2 separate regions of the Homo sapiens genome follow, and region 2 is linked to region 1. Evidence: chromatin loops called from intact Hi-C (ENCODE). Cell type or tissue: tibial artery. All regions are shown on one strand. Links, peaks and the distances in the headings refer to the core of each region. The heading gives the core; the rest is flanking DNA. Region 1 has its middle 90 kb from the start of SLCO3A1. Region 2 has its middle 140 kb from the start of SLCO3A1.

Region 1 (8,340 bases), core at 95-8,094:
TGTGCAATTTTAAATCTTTTGAATAACATTGCCAAATCATCCTTCAGAAATGTTGTATGAGCCAGGCACAGTGGCACACGCCTGTAATCCCAGCACTTTGGGAGGCCGAGGTGGGAGGATCACTTGAGGCCAGGAGTTTGAGACTGACCTGGACAACATAGTGAGACTCTGTCTCTAAACAATTTTTAAAAAATTAGCTGACCTTGGTAGTGCATGTCCCTGTGGTCCCAGCTACTTGGGAGGCTGCGGTAGGAGAATTGCTTGAATCTGGGAGGTTGGGGCTGCCATGTTCTGTGAGCCATGTTCGTGCCACTACGCACCAGCCTGGGCAACAGAGTGAGATCCTATCTCAAAAAAAAAAAAAAAAAAGAAAGAAAGAAAAAGAAAAAGAAATGTACTAAAGTTCACTCCGACCTATAATAGATGAGCACTCCTGTCTCCCAGATCTCTGCCAGGAATGAGTATTATAAATTTAAAAATCATTTTGGGAGGCAGAGGAGGGCAGATCGCTTGAGGCCAGGAGTTCAAGACCAGCCTGGCCAACATGGTGAAACTCCATCTCCATCAAAAATACAAAAATTAGCTAGGAGTGGTGGCACGCACCTGTAATCCCAGCTACTTGGGAGGCTGAGGCACGAGAATCACTTGAACCCAGGAGGCGGAGGTTGCAGTGAGCTGAGATCATGTCACTGCACTCCAGCCTGGGTGACAGAGTGAGAACCTTTTTCAAAAAAAAATTGTTGCAGATCATTTCCACTGAATTTGCTATTTCTATATTTGGAGAGGGACAATCCTACCAATCCCCTCCCTTCAACACACACACATAGAGCATCACATAGAGGCATGTCTAACTGTGACTACATCAATCCTACCTGTGAGCTACAATATATACAGGTGCAGTGGCACTGAACATGACCAGAGGGTTTGTTAATGAACCATTTTCGCACACACATGAGCACAAGAGTGGCAGGGCCTGAAGACCATTGACAGCAATTCATACGAGCCATTTCAACAAATCCTAGGCAATCAGAATGCTTACACTTCTCATTGACTTCTGTTTCTACCTAATGTGCATGAGCATTGTCAACAAATTGTTAGACCTTTCTTACCCACTCTGTGTGTGTGTGTGTGTGTGTGTGTTTGTGGATGATTTGCCTGGGGGAGGGGGAGGGCTTGGACAGAGTTACTGATGACAAAAATTCTAGAAAAGAGTCTGATGAAACCCCGTCTCTACTAAAAATCCAAAAAAAAAAAAAAAAAAAAAAAAAAAGAGCCAGGCGTGGTGTTGTGCACCTGTAGTCCCAGCTACTCTGGAGACTGAGGCAGGAGAATTGCTTGAAGCTGGGAGGTGGAGGTTGTGGTGAGCCAAGATTGTGCCACTGCATTCCAGCCTGAGTGACAAGAGTGAAACTCCATCTCAAAACAAAGATAAAAACAAACAAACAAACCAACAAAAAATAAATAAAAAAGAAAAGAAAAGAGTCCAAAATGTTGTAAAATCAGAGGAAGGTTAGAAGACCTTGGAAGTCAAGAGTCTGGGGTGAAGGGAAAAAGAAAAGAGAGAAGCTCTGGTAAACATTACCAGGGGTGGTAAATGTCCCATTCTTCTCTTGGGCACCTGCACTTCCCAGTTCTTTTCATGAGATGGAATCATGTGACTGTTCTGGCCAATGAGCTGTGAGTGAAAGTAGTGTTTGCCACTTCTGGGGTGTAGATTTTAAATTGCCAAAGGGCAGGACCTTCATTCGCTCTCTTGTCCTGCCATGGTGGCATGGAGGACCCAGACTCTCAGTCCAGGCTGGAGCATCAGTCCACCTGGGTCCCTGGGCATCCAAAGGAGCAGAACTCGCTGCCTGTCGATGCTGGTCATCTAGGTTGGTATGAGTAAGAAGCAGACCACCATTGTGGTAAGCCACTGAGATCTAGGGGTTGAGTTTTCGCAGTTTAACTTAGTCTAGTTCAATTAATACAGAAGCATCAACTAATTCATTCCAAACAAAAGTCATGAGGAGTGAGGGGAAGAAGACTGAAAAGTAATTGCCCAGAATCTTTTTGTAGTCTTGGATCCACCTGCTCAACAATCTTCTTCGGGAGTCCTATATATGATTCAGTTAGAAGCAGAGCTGCTTTGGGGAACCTTCCTCCCTTATGTGTCAACCCTGGAGGAGCCTCTTCATAAACCCACAAGAAAATCAATCCAGTTTAGGAGGTGACTGCTCCCATGAGGGCGACTCTTCCAGCTCAGACAAGGTGAGGGGCTCCTCGGCTTCTGGACTCAGGGTTTCACCAGTTGGCCAGGAGTAAAAAGAGGAGGTGAGGCCAGAGTGAACCCTATGTCCTGTGGCATTAAATGAGGTCCAAAAGGAAGGGATCAAATGGACATTTCATGGGAAGAAAAATTTTAAGTCTTGTCTCTCTTCCCATTTTGGGAAAGAGCTCTGTGTGGGGATACTTGCAGTAGACATTTCACTTTTTTTTCCTTAAGTGAAACTCCCTGGGGATTTCTAACAGCAGGAAGCTCAGTGGAAAGCTCACAATCAACCAATTAATGTGATTGATGTGCAAAGTGAGAACTGGTAAAGCAGGAATGAAGAAAAGTCTCTTCAGCCCGAAATTAACAGAATTCGCTGATTATATCAATCAGATCAGAGAAGTGATTGCCAAGACTTTGTTTTTGTTTGTGCCATGTGGGCAGATGTAAAGGTCTGCTCTATCCAGGATCAGGGTTTTAATAATACATATTTTATAAAGAATGGCCACATACTGCCTTGGAAACTCAGCGAAGTCAAGTCTTCTGATGTCACAGTATTTTTCTCTCTCTCATTATTGAAATACTCAGACCTTCTTGTTATAAATTACAAATATTTGTGTCCCTTCTAATAATCTTCTGTCACATTAGACTTCGCTGCAGAATCGTAAGAAATGCAGGAAGTTAAGGTAATGCAAATCAGGTCTTCTGAACGCCAGAGATGTCTTTCCAGACTTTAAATCTCATGCATTCAGTGTGAGGTATAATAATTATCTTCAGTGTTGCAATTAACAGTTTCTGAAAAAATTCCACCATATGGAATGCAACTGCTGATCAATACATCACACTAACTAATTAGGTGTGGTGGGAAATTTTATGTGTCAACTTGACTGGGCCACGGGGTTCCCCGATACTTGGTCATACATTATTCTGAGTGTGCCTGTGAGGGTGTTTGTAGATGAGGTTAACATTTGAATCAGTAGACTAAAGCAGATGGCCCTCCTTCATGAGGGTGGGTTTCATTCAATTCACTGAAGGCCTGAATAGAATAGAAAGACAGCTCCTTCCTCTAGGAGTAAGGAGAACACCTTCTGCCTGATTGCTTTCAAGGAAGGAATTTGGCCTTTTCCTGCCTTTGGGCTTGAACTGAAGCACCGGCTCTTCCTGGGGTTTTGAGCTTGCTAGCGTTCAGACTGTAACTTGTACATGGGCTCTCCTGGTTTTCAGGCCTTTGGACTCAGACTGGAAATTACATCATTGACTCTCCTGGGTCTCCAGCTTGCTGACTGCAGATCTTGGGACTTGTCTCAGCCTCCATAATCATGTGAGCCAATTCCTTAAAATAAATCTATTTGTTTCCCTATATGCGTTCTATTTCTTCCGTTTTTCTGGAGAACCCCAACAAATAAAGTAGGAAATAATATCACAGCACACTGAACGGTATGTAACTGGCAGACTGGACTCTTTAAAATAAAACAAAAATACCTTCTTGGACTTCTGACTTTAAATTGGACATTAGTGACACTAAGCGTGACTGTCTTAGGGTTTGTTTCAGATCTTGTATATTGTTTACTTAATGAGAATAATTTCCAGAGAGCATATTTGATGTGATTCTATTGCTCTGGAACTAAATAATAGCTAAGGAGTAGAAATATCCAATGCTTTCTTTTAAACAAGAAGCCTGATATTATCAACTCCTCTCTCAGACACTTCTCAAAAGAAGACATTTATGCAGCCAAAAAACACATGAAAAAATGCTCATCATCACTGGCCATCAGAGAAATGCAAATCAAAACCACTATGAGATATCATCTCACACCAGTTAGAATGGCAATCATTAAAAAGTCAGGAAACAACAGGTGCTGGAGAGGATGTGGAGAAATAGGAACACTTTTACACTGTTGGTGGGACTGTAAACTAGTTCAACCATTGTGGAAGTCAGTGTGGCGATTCCTCAGGGATCTAGAACTAGAAATACCATTTGACCCAGCCATCCCATTACTGGGTATATACCCAAAGGACTATAAATCATGCTGCTATAAAGACACATGCACATGTATGTTTATTGCGGCATTATTCACAATAGCAAAGACTTGGAACCAACCCAAATGTCCAACAATGATAGACTGGATTAAGAAAATGTGGCACATATACACCATGGAATACTATGCAGCCATAAAAAATGATGAGTTCATGTCCTTTGTAGGGACATGGATGAAATTGGAAACCATCATTCTCAGTAAACTATCGCAAGAACAAAAAACCAAACACCGCATATTCTCACTCATAGGTGGGAATTGAACAATGAGATCACATGGACACAGGAAGGGGAATATCACACTCTGGGGACTGTGGTGGGGTCGGGGGAGGGGGGAGGGATAGCATTGGGAGATATACCTAATGCTAGATGACACGTTAGTGGGTGCAGCGCACCAGCATGGCACATGTATACATATGTAACTAACCTGCACAATGTGCACATGTACCCTAAAACTTAAAGTATAATTAAAAAAAAAAAACATTAAAAAAAAAAAAAAGAAGTACGAATTGGTTTCTGTCTGCCTGTGTTTTCAAGTTTCTGGCAATTAAAAAAAAGTATATCGCTGATTTATTTTGTGTTTGACTCATAATGAGCAAGCTTAGAAGATGAGATCTGAAGTATCTGGGCTTGTCCCAAATCCAGTGTTCTCTTGTTCCTATACGCCTTTGCACATTCTATTTTATTGGTCTGAAAAAAATAAAAATAAAAAAGATCTTACATCTTGTCTCTGTGGAAAGCCCCCCTGCTGCTCATCTTTGATATTCTAGTTCAAATGTCCCCCTCTCTGAGAAGTATTTTCCTATTCTTGGGAAAACTTGGAAGAACAGCTCTTGAGTTCTGAAATGCATTTACCTCCACTGCAGAAATTACCCTATGTTTCACCTGTTTATTATAACTCCTGCTTTCCCACTGGATGTCAAGCTTCTGGAGACAGGACCTCATTTATATCTTTTCCATATTGTGTTGCTATAATATGAATGCTGGCATTTACTGAGCACTTATGCTCTTAAAAACTTTATATTAATAAATTAATCTTCATGACAGCCCTATGGTTTAGATTCTATTAGTTTCTTTACCTTGAACTGAAGAAGCTGAGGTTTGGAGAAGTTGACCTACAAGCGTAATCTCCTTACTGTTGTTGTAGAGTACTTACTGTTACTCTCATTACTCTTGTCATTTTTCTTTCCCAGTAGGTTGGTCTATACAGCTGTCAACCTAGAAATGTTCTCCATGAGACAACTCTCCAGGTGTCTGCTGCCAATGGAACTGGAATTTCCTTAACCCTACATAACCTAGTTTCCGGGCTGGGTGCAGTGGCTCGCTCCTGTAATCCCAGCACTTTGGGAGGCTGACACAGCCAGATCGCCTGAGGTCAGGAGTTCGAGACCAGCCTGGCCAACATGGTGAAACCCTGTCTCTACCAAGAACATAAAAAATTAGCTGGGCATGGTGGCAGGTGCTTGTAATCCCAGCTATTCGGGAGGCTGGGGCATGAGAATCACTTGAACCGGGGAGGCAGAGGTTGCAGTGAGTCGAGATTGTGCCACTGCACTGCAGGCTGGGTGACAAAGAAAGACTCCATCAAAACAAACAAACAAACAAACAAACAAACAAAAAAACCCTGGCTTCCATTAGCTGGTTGTAGGCTACCTACCCACATCAGTGTGGGGCCCGTCATCAAATCCCCGGAGAGGAACAATTCAAATTCAGGGGACACTGGCACAGGAGCTTAGTAAGTACTTTATAATGCATGTTATGTTCATTTCTTTTTATTTTCTCTTGCACTCACACACACAAACACTCAATTTCCAAATTTCTTATATAAAAAATTTTGAGACGGTAACAGAGAGGAAAGACACAGAAAATTCTCTCTGTTTTAGGTGGAGAAGAGAGGGCGGTATGGAGATTGAAGCAATCAGACGCTCCTTTCTCAGGGTCGGATTCCCACCTGCTTCCCGATCCCAACTTTACCTTTTCCTGTAGCAACCCCCTGCTCCTCACTTGATCTCCTGGGGCTTGGCAACGGTCTCTTTCCCTTGTGCTTTTTGAAGGCTGTCACTGGATATCTCAGAGAAACCCTTGATGGGCCAAATGAGATATGGGGTCCCTCATTAAAGCACCATGATTCTGGCTGGGAGGTCAAATAATGAAGGGAAAGCCTCATTGTTACTGTCGGAGTTGTAGACCTGCTTGAATGACTCAAGGAGAAAGAGAGGTAGTCAAAACAGGGCACCAGCTCATGTGAGGCCTGGAAACAATAAGAAAAGAATGTATTTCGTCTTCTAAAACGGCCACACATTTGTGGGAGGCCCCCCACCTTAGATAGTCAAGCTCAGTTTGGAAGATTCCAGATTTGCAATCGTTGCAGCAAAGAAAAACAAATAGTTTCCTGTAGCAAAGGTCTTTCGTACCCATCAGTACGTGCCCTGTGGAGCAACACCCAGCAATCTTGAGTTTTATATCATGCGTCTCATTCTTTTCTCTGTTTGTGAGAACGAATCTCTGGGTAAATGAATGAATCTCTGCCTAAAACAGCTCAGAGAGGACTGATGGCCTAGAAACAGGATTTCCGAGTCTCCAACAAATCTCTGAAGTAGCTCTAAGATGCTCTCATTAGATAAGGATTCAAATTAAGTTTGGTGTGACTTCTTAGAAGACGCCTGCTTTTGCAGTAGGTAAAAAGTTGCTTCCAGGCTTTTTAGAAAAGAGATAATAAATACCTCTCTCAAAGAAACTTTGTGCCAAATGTCCATATGATTTTACAGTTCTTCCCATGCCCAGGGAAGTAGGCAAGAGGCCGGTGATTGCTGGATTTACAGTCAAGTAGTAGAATGTTAAAGAGACATCCTTCTCTATAGTAACGTGGATCCATTACAGGCTACACCACTCACATAATACTTGCATCATTGCTCAAGAACATCAGTAGTTAGAAATACTATTTAGTTATTTAAGGACTCCTGACACCACAAACCTGCTGGTCCAAGAAATTTTATTTAAACATAAAGATGTACTTAGAAAATAAAAATTCAGATTCATTCAGCATTTTCTTCTCCTATGTCTACCTGCAATCGTCTCTCCACCCACAGGCGACCATCACTGCTCTAGGGGAGAAAAAGGCACCAGGGGTCTCCTCCCAGGGGAACAGCTCTGCCTTCTCAGGCCCTTCTTAAGTCAAAATGCCTGTACTTCCTTGCCAAATAATTTCTACATGGCAGGTCCTTCTGTGTCTGATAGGAGAACTCCTTGTTGAAATTTTATATACACATATGTTTCTACAAGATAAAGGGAACCAGACAAGGAGATTAATTGTGTTCAGTGCCTTTCAGCTGAAGGAGTCCATATTCCCAGGAGAATGACTGGAACTCTGCTGAGGAGTTCAAATTCAAACAAACCACCATGGGCATTAAGACCCCAGGCAAAGAGTGCTGCTCTGTTTAATGTCCACTCCAGGTGACAGGCCCTTTTGCAAAGGGCACTGATGCCACAGCCTCTGGACAGAGCAGTTATAATCGGAACCTTTGTTCTGCAAGCCAATCTAGGCCACTGTGTTCCTGAGATGGGGTTCAGGGGTATCAGTGACTTTCTTGCCTCTATAGAGGGATCACAGACTCTTCGAATGACCTCATTGCACTTAAACTTGATATTCAGCACAGACTTGGGAGTATTCCCTATTATAATTTCATGCACACTATCACTGTGACCAGTATAAAATGAGAATTTGTGACAAGGTCTTATTTTAAATGTCCTTGCCAGTCAGTGCAGACTGTGGGCTATGGGAGATGTGGGGCTGTTATTTTAGTGAAAAAAGGAGCTAATAAATATGTAAATCACATTATCTTTATTCATAACCTGCCAGGGATCAGACATGAGATAACAGCCAAAAAGTACTATGTTATCTATAATATTAAGTGATTTAATATCTCAAAACTTCAAACACTGGGAAAATTGCATGAAATAAATACTTCTTCCTGGTCAACTTCTTGGTGAGCAATATTTAACAGGACTGTCAATTCTTTGTGTGAGTGTATGTGTGTGTGTGTGTGTGTGTATT
Region 2 (8,340 bases), core at 118-8,117, 45 kb after region 1:
CTTAGGATATGAAGAAGAATGAAACTAATCAAGATGTAGTCATCCATTCATTCTTACTAATAATTTAAGCCCAGACAGTAGGGAAAGTACAGATTTGATCTTATTTGATTTTTGTGGATTGCCCTAAAAGAGGGTGGGAGATCAAATTTTTTATCTTTTTGTGAGCTGGTTTATTTTATATGTATATTGGCAAGCTCAATCTACAGTCAAGTTTGCATAAGATCTTGATTAAATTTGTTACCCTGACCACTATTGGATTTTAGCAAAAATGCCTGATAGAGAAGTGTGATATGAAAATATATATATGTCATCTTCTTCCCAGTTTCCTGGCATACAACTCCTAAAATCCTCAGAATCTCCAAAGTGCTTTTTGTATACTAACGTTCACAGAAGCTTCAGGATAGGGCTGGTTGCCAGAAACCCTGAGAAGACAGAAGCATGATTAGAAGATTGAGACTTTCAGCCCTACCCCTCAACCTGTGGGGGCTGGGGTGGGGGGGCGCTGAAGGTTAAGTTGATTGCCAATGGCCAGAGGTTTAATCAATCATGCCTATGTAACAAAGCCTCCATAACAACCCAAGAGGACTGGGTTCGGAGAGCTTCTGGATAGCTGAACACAAGGAGGTTTTAAGAGGTTGGCGTACCCAGGGAGAGTGTGGAAGCCCCATGCCCCTTCTTCCATATCTTGTCCTATCCATCTCTTCATCTATATCCTTTGTAATACCCTTTACAATAAACCAGTAAATGTAAGTGTTTCCTTGAGTTTTGTGAGCTGCTCTAGTAAATTAATGGAACCCAAAGAGGAGGTTTTGGGAACCCCAACTTGAAGCTGGTTGGTCAGAAGTTCCAGAGGCCTGGACTTGTGCCTGCTATTCGAAGCAGGGGAAGTTCTGGGGACTGAACCTTCAACCTGTGGGATCTGGCACTGGCTTCACATAGATGGTGTTGGAATTGAACTGGAGGATGCCCAACTGGTATCCACTGCAAAACTGATTGCTCACTTGGTGGTGGGGAGAAACATCCCCCTACACCCAACATTTTGATCGTGGATGTCTTCTGTGTTGGTGACTGTTGTGGTGTAGGAGAAGACGAAAAAGTAGTTTGAGTTTTTTCTAAACAAGAAGGATAGGTGGGCTGATATTTAGAATTGGTATTTGACCCAGGAGATATAGGCTCTGCACCCACAAGTGCGTTTGTCTCTGTCATCTTGGACATAATCACTTCAAGTCTTAGTCCCTGCCCCTGCCAAACTGGCCTTACTGTACCATTCACATACTTTGTAACGCTTTGTGAACTAACAAGCACGTCAAGCATTGTGAATGCTCTGGAAGAAAACACCTTATGATCCACCCGTTATTTACTGTTACACAATGACTTTTCCATAAGCATTCAGGGCACACCATGGCTGGGTTCACATGACATAATTTATCACCCTCTTGCTCTGAGACTGTATTACTTTTTCATGTTTTGAAGACTCAGCTGTCTTCAAAATGTCCCTTCTTATTTAATAAATGATCATTTGCAAAAGTGGCAGAGACTGGCAACTGAGCATCATTCAAAACTGAGCAAGGGCCTTTGGACCTTGAAAAGGCTTATGTTCCTCCTTTCCAATAGTTAACTACAGTTCTCACTCTCTCTTAGAATGTCAAGGAGATACATAAATAAAATCCCTCTTGAGATCAGTCAGTCTCATTTTATCATTTTTAAATTTAGAAGGGGAGAGTCACATGGGGTGCTACAATTTTGTTCAATTATTAATCCAGTATTTGGATATATTAGTGTTGGCATTGTCATTGATATTCTTGATCATTGAAAGATGTCCCTAAAGTCAGTGCCAGTTCACATGTCTCTTTTTCAGATGGTTAAAAATGGGGTCCTCAGGCCCAGTGGAAAGCGGTTCCCATGCTCTTTCTTTTGCCCCAAAACTTTCAGAGACAGAAATGTTGAACATTGCCAGAACCCAGAGCGTTTTTTTGAATATCCTTCATGGTGGTAAATCTTTGTCCTTTAAGTCTAGCTATTTTTGGGAAATTGTCTGAAATAATTTAGAACAAATTTGGTATGAAACAAGGAGGACAGTCATGCTGGTGGTGAACACCTTATTCTGGTCAGAAATAAAGCAAAGAAATCAAGTAACAAGAGCAGCCTCTTGTCTCCCCACTTTCTTCTGTCTTCTCCTTGTGGACCTGAGCAATGAGTTAAATAGATGTTTAGCGCAGGTCAGACAAGCAGGCATCTACCCAGTGGGCACACTATTAAGTGCAGCACAAAATCAAAGCTCACTGGATAGAGAGATGGCTTACCATGGTGGAAAGAACATCAGTTTAAGAGCCAACTTGGGCTTAAATCTCAGCAATTAATTCTGTGGCCCTAGATAATTTACTTAAACTCTCTGATTATCAGTTTCTTCATCTGTAAAATGGGGAGTTTTAACACCTGTCTCAAAAGGTGAGTGTTAAGTGAGACAACAGGTTTTAAGGACCTGATACACAGTCTGGCACAGTAGAATTTTGTTCACTGGTAGTGATTGTTGTAAACCTCCAAGTTCCCGTCTGTCAACTCTGACTTTTAAGAATAATTCCTAAATTGTGTCACCTCTTCAGTTGCAGGGTGTTATGCTTTCATAATATTTAGCACTCTATGCTATAACATTTTATGTTTGTCAGTCTCTTCTAGTAGGTAGAGATCTCCCTGAGAATAAGAACTTGTCTTGTTTATGTTTTTATCCATAGTACCTAAGTGCCTAGGTGCCTAGGTCTAGTAGCTGAAAATTAATCCTTGAATAAATGGAATAAAAACTGAAAACATGTCTATTGGGATAAAGACCTAAGCTGTGGTAGCCAAGAAACTCAAAAATACAGTGGCTTAAAGAACATAGTCTATTTCTCTTTTTTGTACCTGTTTCCAGATGAGCTATCCACATCAGTGGGTCAGCTCTGCTCCACATAATCACTCAGGGAACACAGCTTCTTGCATGTGTTGCCCCTCTTTTCCTAGGGCATTGTTACTGTCTGCCTGGAGAATGTTGAATCTCTCCTGTGGCAGCCAGTGAGTAGGAGAAAGACCATGTGGAGGGGCATACCCTCTGATGCAAGGCCCAGGCTCTGAAGGGTTATGCATCACCTCCGCTCACATCCCAAAGAAGATAACTTAATCGCATGATGCAGCTAACTGCAAGGGACACTGGGAAATGCAGCCTAGCCTTATGCCCAGACTGCCTGGCTTGTGTCCTCGTGTGTATCACAGGAAACCTCATACTCAAGCCTTCTTTGCTCCCTAGTTTGGGGTAGGGTAGGCCAATAGGAGACATTGGTGGGGGACTGGAGGGCAGGAGCAGAAGGAAAGGCAGTGTAGTTTTCTACCTCTCTGCTTTAGCTGCATTTCCTCCACAGTTCTGCCTCCTGCCCGATAGTCCTACCCTCCATGATCCCGGCTCTCCTGAGACATGCCCATTGTGGTTCTGGCTTCCTGGGCTACAGTAACATCACCTCCTACTTTGTCCCTTTAACCACAAGGGGAAGGGCTGTTTTCTGATATTGCTAATTTCTTGATTACCTCATTTTCTCCTGTTTGCCTTTTCAATGCTTCCATACACTTTGGAGCCACTTCCCTGTGTTAATTCCCTCTCTTTGAAACACCTGACACAGTTTGTGTTTTCCTGATCAGACACTGATTAAGACAAACAAGAAGAGGAGAATGGATTTTTATGCCTAACGATCAGTCTCCAACACAGTTCACCCCCGGCCACCAATCAGTCATGTGTATTCTTCTTCCCACACATAGAGCACAACCACTCTTCCTCAAGGGAGACCATCCAAAGCACTGCCCCATTTCCGAACTAAGCTCAAAGTGAAGATTCTCAGGCCTAACTTTGTCTCTTCATGGTTCAGTAATCTATGTATACAAAAAGACAATTTATCTCTACACTTCCTTCTCCCTTCAACACACACTCAATATACAATAGTAAAGCAGGAACAGGGCAACTGCAAAAACTCAAAAAGAGAGGAGTAGATTGGGGAGCACATAGCAGTCACTGGTCCAGAACCAAGGAAATCTTGCAGGGCAGACCTTGTGAAGACTCACTACCCCAGCAGGGAAGTGAGTTCCTTGGTTAGACTTTGGCTCTGTTCTTTTAGAGAAATTCCACCCATTCTTCTCCATGTCCCCTGCCCCTGCCCCTGCCCCTGAAAACTTCCTGATTGTCCATTAATCTCTGGAGCCACATCTAGAGTGGGGACTGGGTAATAAGGTTTCCCTGGTAGTGGTGTAGATTGTACAGCCCAGTCCAATGATAAGAACTTGGGGGATGTGATGCTTGCCTGAACTGAATTCTGTATCAGTCAGCATTCAGTGCAAGAAACAGAAATCACCCCAGTGAATTAAGCAGAAGGAAATTCCACTCAGGGCGATGAGTGCTCATGAAATTATTAAAAAGGCTGGAAAAACAGCAGCTAAGGAGTGGCTCCTGGGCTTCAAAACCCTGCTACAGCAGCTCTGATCTGAGGTCCCTGCTGCTACAGTCCAAAGTTCAGGAAGCAACATAAAAATGCTGCCAATGCCACAGCAGCCCAAGTCCCTGAGGCTGGTAATTGGACAGTGGAATGGGGAATCTGCTGTTCCAAAAACCCGTATCTGTTGGAGCCCAGTCATCAGCTTCCACTGCGATGGAGAGACTGATGTCTCCCTTTCTTTCCCTTTCCAAATCTCTTGCAAGAACATCTCAGAGGCAAAACTTACATAACACCCAGAACCCTCAAGGCAAGGAAAACTAGGAGATAAACACAGGGTGTGTCGATTAGGGTCCTCAAGGAGCAAGCACCAAGATGGGATTAGATGTGCAAGATATTTACTAGGAGAATCGTCTCTGCATGATGAAATGGGAGATAACCATGGCAAGGACAAAAAACCAAACACCGCATGTTCTCACTCATAGGTGGGAACTGAACAATGAGAACACATGGACACAGGAAGGGGAACATCACACACTGGGGACTGTTGTGGGGTGGGGGGAGGGGGGAGGGATAGCATTAGGAGATATACCTAATGTAAATGATGAGTTAATGGGTGCAGCACACCAACATGGCACATGTATACATATGTAACAAACCTGCACGTTGTGCACATGTACCCTAAAACTTGAAGTATAATATTAATTAAAAAAAAAGAATGGGAGAAAGCACAACCAGGCAGGGAGAGCCTTCAGACCACAATGCAGATCAGACACTTGTACAAGGAGAGAGGGAAGGAAGGATTGTGTGGGGCAAGCCTCAGGCTGCAGCACAGTTCTAGAACATCTTGACCAGGCTGATGGGGAGTCCTCATGCAAAAATTTCCCATTAGAGGATTTCCACATTGGGCAGGAATAGGCTGGCACTAGGACCCCTACCCTACCGTGCTTATTTCACCAGCTGTCAATGGTGTGGGAAAGTGTAGTCTTAGGGCAAATGTGGCAGATGCAAATACAAGGGACAGCTGGAATTGTCCACCAACCAGTTTCCCTGCAGCAGTTCCTCTTGGAGTGACATAGCTCCATAGCCACCCCACGAGGGACAGAGCGGGTGGAAACAGAAATAAATGGTTGTTGATTTCAACAATATGTGGCACAGCATCCTCATTGGGTGTTCCTTCAATCATCCATTCCTCATCTATCTATCTGAAATAACTTGTGTAGTTACAAGCAAGAGATAACCATTTTCCTCTTGCTTTTGTCTTATCAGAACTTTTAGGAGGAAAAAAATCCGTCAGTAGCATTATGTAAAAATAAAACTATTTTAATGAAAAGTGCTTTAATCGGATTAAAGAAAGCACAAAAGGTCAGTTTGGATTAATATACCGTGTAACCTTTCTATTCCCTGTAAAATTCTTGGAATACCAATACAAGTTGGTCTGCCTTGTTTCCTGAGTTTTGCTGTGATGCCATGCCTGTTATAAAAGAGAAATTTTCATGTACACATAAAATGCAATAATTATAAGAATTTGCCCTTACTAATAGGTACCAGATACTTTACCAAGTGCTTTATATATATCAGCTGATTTTGTTTCATAACAAGTGAGGTATCATGATCATCATGCTCATTTCCAAAGGGGAAAGAGAAAGGTTATGTAGCTCACCCCAGGTCATGCAGCAAGTATGGAAAACAGAAGTCAGATTCTCCTGTTGTCCTTGCCTGCACTCTCTGAGCCCTTCTATGTGCTGCAGGGCTCTATTCTACATAGATCACTCCATCAGTCCACCCAGCCCCATGGAGTGAGTTCTACATGTAGGTCTACAGTTCCTTATCTAGGACCCTTGAGGCCAGATGGATTTCAGAATTGAGAAGTTCTGAAATTTTAGAAGGTACTGTGATTCATATACCACATATAATGTAATGCTTCTAGTGAGGTCTGGGGCAGCACTTCATAATCAATGTAAATATTTATACCAAATGGGATAAATATAAATAAATATTTATATCACTGTCAATATTTCTACCAAGTGGGATAAATGGCCCTATAGTAAGTAAGTAATTGAGTCAGGATTTGAGCCCTGGCTATTTTAATTGGGGTCTGGTTTCTAGGGTATGGGTCTCTCCTTGTACTCAATTCTACCTCCAACATGCAGTGGCACTGATTCTATTATCAGCTGTTTACCTCAGTCTAGGCACTCTGCTAGGCACTTTGCATATCCCATCTCATCAAATTCTCTCAACTGCCTTAGGACATAGGAATCAGCCTCACTTCTCAGTTGAAGTAACTGAGACTCAGACATTAAGTAATTTACCCATTGTTAGGATGTAGCCTGGCAAGATTTGAATCAAGGTCTGTTGGACTTCAAAACGCCACACCAACTTAGTTTTCACAATGAAAGCCCTACACCTTGAGGAGTCTAACAAACTGCCAGCACTTTGGCACTGACACACTCAGCCATACTGGCTGTAGTTCTGCTCCCCAGGCAGCTGGAGCTCTGTGCTCATAATGCCTTTTGTCACTGAAGTATATGTCTTAACATTCCTGATCTCAAGCAATGGTTCAGTTCACTCTCCCTGATGGCAAAGAACAATCTGATATTCCGCTAGGAACACTCAGCAGAGTTGCTTTCATCTTCTTGTCCCTTCTTTCTTGTAAAAAGAAGCCCCATTTCATCAGATGTGATAATCCATTCACATCTGTTCCAAGAGGTTCAGGATTGTATTACTCTGTTCTTGCACTGCTGTAAAGAACTATCTGAGACTGGGTAATTTATAAGGAAAAGAAGTTTAATTGTGCTTACAGTTCTGCAGGCTGTACAGGCTTCTGCTTCTGGGGAGGCATCAGGAAATTTACAATCATGACAGAAGGCAAAGGGGAAGTAGGCACATATTTACATGGCCAGCAGGAGAGACAGAGAGCAAAGGGAGAAGTGTTACACACTTTCAAACAACCAGATCTTGTGAGAACTCTATCACGAGACAGCACTAGGGGAATGGCGCTAAACCATTTGAAACCACCTCTGTGATCCAATCACCTCCCACCAGGCTCTACCTCTAACACTGGAGATCACAATTCAACATGAGATTTGGATGCGGACACAGAGCCAAACCATATCAAGGACATCCACCACTGACACAATTTATTGTCATTAGTTTCTAAGCCTTTCTTGGGTGTCTGCTGCTAGCAGAAGAAAGAAACACAGAAGAAAGGAAGGTTTCTCATGATTCTCCCCTGGTTGCACCAAGAGGCTGCTGAGGGCCTGAGAGATCTGTTACAGGTAGGCGCCACCGTAGATCATCCCTTTATTCTTTCCAATTTGCCACATAACTATGGCAATTTCATGGCTAGAATTTTAGCACAGTCCAAATATATATCATATGTGGTTCTGACATATTCTACCATTTAGTGAATGGTTATTATGTACTAGACACTGCTAAACATGTATAAAAACACGTCATTCAATCTCTTCTATCACCTTAGGCAGGGATTATTAAAGGCTTATTAACCCATTTTACAGATGAGAAAACTAAGACTCAGAGGGACTAAATTTCCATAGCTAAAATGAGCCACAGATCCAGGATTCTAACCCAGGTCTTTCTGAACCAACAGTCTCTGCTATTAACTCCAGTACCTCTCTTACAGTCACTTTCATTACCCCAACAGTAACTGCACTTGTCATGCCACATGCCTGATTTGGGTGTAGACATTCTCGACTCTGTGTATTATATAACTTCTGCTCTCCAGCTGTTTGGAACTTATTCTGATATCACCTATAATTTGGTCTAACTATACTTAAAATATTCAAAAACATGTTGGTCAGTCAAATCAAATTTACTGGTGGGCAGAAGAATGTTATATGCTATTGCCATTAACTTCTTCCATCTCAGAAAT

The links. Hi-C counts contacts between places; a loop is a spot of excess contacts. Peaks named below come from ENCODE experiments on the same cell type or tissue, not always from the same donor. Only the 100,000 strongest peaks of a DNase experiment are listed, where the experiment ranks them.
Region 2: a loop joins it to region 1, with 10 times the contacts of the local background. A loop is called at or near these places in 3 of 110 quality-filtered maps.

What each region holds. Positions count from the first base shown.
Region 1 is chr15:91,759,193-91,767,532 of GRCh38, reverse strand. No RefSeq gene overlaps it. Among named protein-coding and RNA genes, the nearest start is that of SLCO3A1, 90 kb to the left of the region's middle. In tibial artery, for the core only: no CTCF peak of the experiment used is centred there; DNase peaks (open chromatin) are centred at 3,142 and 7,712; H3K27me3 peaks cover 560 bases.
Region 2 is chr15:91,714,202-91,722,541 of GRCh38, reverse strand. No RefSeq gene overlaps it. Among named protein-coding and RNA genes, the nearest start is that of SLCO3A1, 140 kb to the left of the region's middle. In tibial artery, for the core only: no CTCF peak of the experiment used is centred there; no DNase peak of the experiment used is centred there; H3K27me3 peaks cover 211 bases.